Linked DNA regions of Homo sapiens: region 2 is linked to region 1. The links are chromatin loops, found by intact Hi-C in ENCODE. Cell type or tissue: adrenal gland. All regions are shown on one strand.

Region 1 (2,500 bases):
TTCAGAGGGTAATCAAAGGTGAAAATTCACAGTTTTTCCTATTAAATTACTTATGATAAAGTAATAGTGACTATGCACACAGACTTAATTTCCTTATGTGCAAATGGCCTCTTTAGACAGGTAATGATAGTAGCTTCCTTTGCCCCTTGTTTATTTTACATGTTTCTTTCTCTTCTGTTGTCTAGCTGAGTGATCTCAAGTACAGTATGCCATTACTTTACCTATAAAAGAGATTTGAAATAACTGATATTGAAGGTCGCAATTTGGATCTGAAAACTCTACAGTTTAATTCATTTTTTTCAGACACATGTGGCAGTTCCAGAAACAGCATTATTACAAACAGTTGCCAATTTGGACACTCTAGTAGCTGTAATAGAATGCCAGCAACCAGAAGCAGACTTATACAGGTATGGTGTGATATTCAGTATACTTATTTTAAGTCCTATTTACAGACCTCATTTTTAAATAACCATAAACATAAAATGAAATCTTTAGCTAATTGGAGACTGTATTTGTGGGGTGGGTTGGTGGGAGATGCAATTAATGGTGAAAAAAACTAAGAGCAGAAATTGCTAGAATTCTAAGCAAAAGATAATAGTTCAAAGCCAGAGTTTATATTCACAAGTTTCTTCACATTACCTTCTATTTTGCTATGAACTAGCATGCTCACTTTGTAGCTATAACAGTAGTTATAGTAGACATAAGATTATTTTCTTAGAAGAAAATAATGATTTTTTTGGTAAGCTCCATGAAGCCAGGGACTATGTCTTTGTTTTTACCACTATAGAGGATACTGCTTTTAAATTAGAGGATACTACTTTTAAATTATAACCTTATAAAGTTTTCAATATTTTACTTACACGCACATAATAAAGTAAAAAATAATTTTCTATAAATATATAACAGCTATGAGTTTCTCAAAGACAGAAACTATTATTCATCTTATTATCTATCACAGTGAACACAAAATAAAAACTATTTTTCTAGTTTGTTAGATTTTTAAAGATCTTGTTTCTGAAAGGAGAGAAAGGAACAGAGGAACTAACTGCTTTTAACATTACAGTTTGCTAAACACAGTGTTGTATACCTTCAGTGATCATCTTCAGTAATCCTACCAATTATATGTGGGCTGTGGAATGGAAACAACTTTTTATTATTAAAAAATTAAACGATTAACTAAGTTCATTTTTACTCAATAAGTGGTGGTAGACTATAAATTACAGCAAATTTGTAGAAATCACCCTCAGCTTCTTGTCATATTATATATCTCCCCCTGTTGGTTGAAATGTTTCAAAGTCTTTAGCCGTTGGCTTTTCCAAACTTACGTATCTTTTTTTTGGATCCATCTTTATAATGGAGGTTTTCTCTATGTGATGTTATAAAAATTGTATACTTTCATCAAAGTCAAATGCAGTATAGAATTTGCCAAATAACTAAAAACTTTGGAATCATATGCTTTAAAAGCACTTGATAGACTGACTGTAAGACATTTAACTGTGAAGAATTTTAAGATTTCTATATTGCTGTTATATCCTGGTCTGAGGCAATGGCAGATTGTAAAATAATTATTAAAAACCAGAAAATGGACAACTAAGAACTAAGCAAGCATAAGATTAATATGAGATGAAGTATAACTAATGCTTTGGTGTATGGTTTTTACATTATCTTGGAACATGGGGAGAAAGTTTGAAAAAACTTTTTTAAATAAACACTTTCTCTTATTGGAAGTATGTGTTTTGTTTTAAATATAAGTAAAATGTAATCATTGCAACAGGCTTTTATAGTAGAAAGAAAACTCGTAATTATATCACTACTTAAAATCTTTGAATGCCATTTTTATTCATTCATTCATTTAACAAATTATTGTTTAGCATCTGTGTGCTCATTGTGATAGGTGAATAAGATGAAAAGGAATAGTTTCCCTCCTTGAGGAACTCATAGAAGTTAGAGACAGTATTTATATAAAATTATATCTTTCATTTTATTATGTGCTTGTAACACATATATGTGCTATATATTATATATATATATATACACACACATATATTACATGTGAAATATTGCAAACATTTTATATGTCCAAGTAGGAAAATGCTTAGATAGGTATATATGTAGATATTTAAAATCTTTTTAAAGAATTGAATGATATAGGTACATACTGAAATATAATGTTAAATGAAATAAGATACAAAGTTGGGGCTCTCATATGATCCCAGTTATGTAAAAATAATGTGTGTGCAATAGCAAAGACATGGAATCAACCTAAATGCCTGTCAGTGGCAGATTGGATAAAGAAAATGAGGTACATATACACCACAGAATACTATGTAGGCACAAAAAAGAAAGAGATCACGTCTTTTGCAGGAACATGGATAGAGCTGGAGGCCATTATCCTTAACAAACTAATACAGGAACAGAAAACCAAATACTGCATATCCTTACTTATAAGTGGGAGCTAACTGGTGAGAACACATGGGCACAAGGGAACAACACACACTGG
Region 2 (2,500 bases), 110 kb before region 1:
TGTGGCTCCTTGATGGATGGGTCTCGGGAGAGATTATGTAACAGTTGCTTTGAGCAAGGCCCCTTAATGGAGGGAGTGCACTGGGACTCCCTGTGCTTTGTACTCAGTGCACTGGGACTGAGCTTTGTACTCTGCTACTACTGCCCGGACTAGAGAAATTATTCTTAGGTGGTGGTTCCAGTCAACTTCCCGACATAAAATCCCCTTTCTGGCCGGGCGCAGTGGCTCATGCCTATAATCCCAGCACTTTGGGAGGCCGAGGCGGGCGGATCACCTGAGGTCAGGAGTTCAAGACCAGCCTGGCCAACATGGTGAAACCCCGTCTCTACTTAAAATACAAAAAAATTAGCTGGGTGTGGTGGTATGCACCTGTAATCCCAGGTACTCGGGAGGCTGAGGCAGGAGAATTGCTTGAACCCGGGAGGCGGAGGTTGCAGTGAGCTGAGATTGCGCCATTGCACTCCAGAATGGGGGAAAAGAGAGAGACTTCGTCTCAAAAAAATGAAATAAAATAAAAATAAACCCCCTTTCTACTTAGATGCCATTATAGTTTTAGGTAAAATAGGTGTCTTAAGAGAACATAAGGGTCATATGGTGGCCTTCCTGCTAATAGAGTATTGAGACTAAAATTCGGATTTGGAGGATATGTTCCTCCTCACTGCTGAAAGCAGAGTTCTCCCGCTCGCAGAGGGGGCATAAGGTTTGGTCTCTTCCGCTCGCAGAGGGGGCATAAGTTTTGGTCTCTATTAGAGGGGGCATAAGGTTTGGTCTCTCCCGCTCACAGAGGGGGCATAAGGTTTGGTCTCTCCCGCTCGCAGAGGGGGCATAAGGTTTGGTCTCTCCCGCTCGCAGAGGGGGCATAAGGTTTGGTCTCTATTAGAGGGGGCATAAGGTTTGGTCTCTACCACTCGCAGAGGGGGCATAAGGTTTGGTCTCTATTAGAGGGGCATAAAAGGGAGAAGAACTGGAAAGCTAGAGGCTTTTGGCAAACGGCAGGCAAGTTTCCCCCTGGAGAGGATTCCCATTCTACTAGGTGATGCTAGTGGAACACCAGGCAGTAACTTTGCCTCTGTATGCTCTTTAAACAAAGGACAGAGAGAGAAGTTTGACCTGTGGCAAGCTGTCCCCACAGCATACCTCCTAGCAGGAGAAAGTTAATTCGCGTCCTAGAGGGACTATCCAGTCCGACTGGGCAGTGCTGGCTCCTCATATGGGAAAAGAAATAGCCTAGGTGGACAGAGGGGCTTTTACTGGGGGGAAAGTAACCTCCCACCCAACCCCAGGAAGTGCTATGGTTAGGAGTTAGAGTCTGAGATCTGGATCATGAAATCCTCCTGTCTGTAAAGAGTCACAAAAACATCAATCCTTTGACCTGCATTCCTGGTTGCTAAGGTGGTTGCTAAGCCTGCCTAATTGAATTATTTCCCTGGGCTGTAAAAACTCCCGCAGCATTGCATAGAGAGAGAGGATGGGAGGTATGGTGACTGCCGGAAAGGAAAGGAGAAAAATAAAATTTGCGATAGGAAAGCCTGGAGATCCTGTGGCTGACACCCAGTCGGGCGGACGGAGCCTGGGATCAGTCCAGGAACCTTTTGAATAACACCAGGGTGTGGCCCTGGCCAGAAATTCTCAGTTGCTCCAAGACCTATTCCAGCACCACAGCCAGGCTGTCCGTGAAAACAAAACAAAACAAACAAACAAACAAAAGTTTGGACACAGCCAACATTCCCAGCACTCTGAGGGCACCGGGGGATTGACTAGGTCCTCCCCAGCAAGCCTCACATGAGTCTTTAAGACCGGCGGCAGGCTCTCGTGGTTCCTTAATCGGCCATCAGATGCCCAGTGTTTTCGATAGTTCTTTGAGAGAATAAAAAACTGAGGCTGAGAAGCCTCGGAAGTGAAAGGACAGAGTCCGCTCCCCTACTCACCCTTCCGATGAATTCACCTTCAAATCCCAGATGGGCCCCCAAAATGAAGCACCCTCATTGTCTGGGGGGTAAATACCAAGGCTCTTGGTCTTACAGCCAAGGAGATTGAGGTCACAGACACACACACAGACAGAGTTTGGAGCAGGAGTTTCATAGATAAAAGGAAAGAACAGCTCTCTGTTACAGAGAGGGGTCCTGAGCGGGTTGCCAAGGTATAGCAAAAATGTCAGGGTTTTTATAAATGCCCTAGTGAGGAGGGGGCTCATGAGGAGGGGATGTCTTATCCTCCCAGGGCCTGACGGTTCAGTTGGGACCAGATGTGCTATCTGTATCGACCAGAGGTTTTATCAGCTCTCATCCCATTTCTGGGCCACATAGGCTGACTTTTAGTCTGTGTTTCTTTGTCTTGCCTAATCTATCTGGAAGGGAGAGTTTCTGTGTCTGTTCCCATACATCTTCTTGCAGCTGCAGGCATACCCCTCAAGTCTGCTTTTAGCTTCCCTATCTTAGTACACTTAAAGGGAAAGGAATGTGCTTATTAATGCCCACTGTTTCACTGGGGCCCACTGTAT

The links. Hi-C counts contacts between places; a loop is a spot of excess contacts. Peaks named below come from ENCODE experiments on the same cell type or tissue, not always from the same donor. Only the 100,000 strongest peaks of a DNase experiment are listed, where the experiment ranks them.
Region 2: a loop joins it to region 1, with 5 times the contacts of the local background. A loop is called at or near these places in 86 of 110 quality-filtered maps.

What each region holds. Positions count from the first base shown.
Region 1 is chr3:182,836,768-182,839,267 of GRCh38, forward strand. ATP11B (ATPase phospholipid transporting 11B (putative)) reads left to right here. Exons shown (of 30, transcript NM_014616.3): 7 at 304-407. Among named protein-coding and RNA genes, the nearest start is that of ATP11B, 45 kb to the left of the region's middle. In adrenal gland, a CTCF peak has its summit at 1,277 (motif pointing left); no DNase peak of the experiment used is centred here.
Region 2 is chr3:182,724,404-182,726,903 of GRCh38, forward strand. No RefSeq gene overlaps it. Among named protein-coding and RNA genes, the nearest start is that of ATP11B-DT, 68 kb to the right of the region's middle. In adrenal gland, no CTCF peak of the experiment used is centred here; a DNase peak (open chromatin) is centred at 1,518; H3K4me3 peaks cover 445 bases.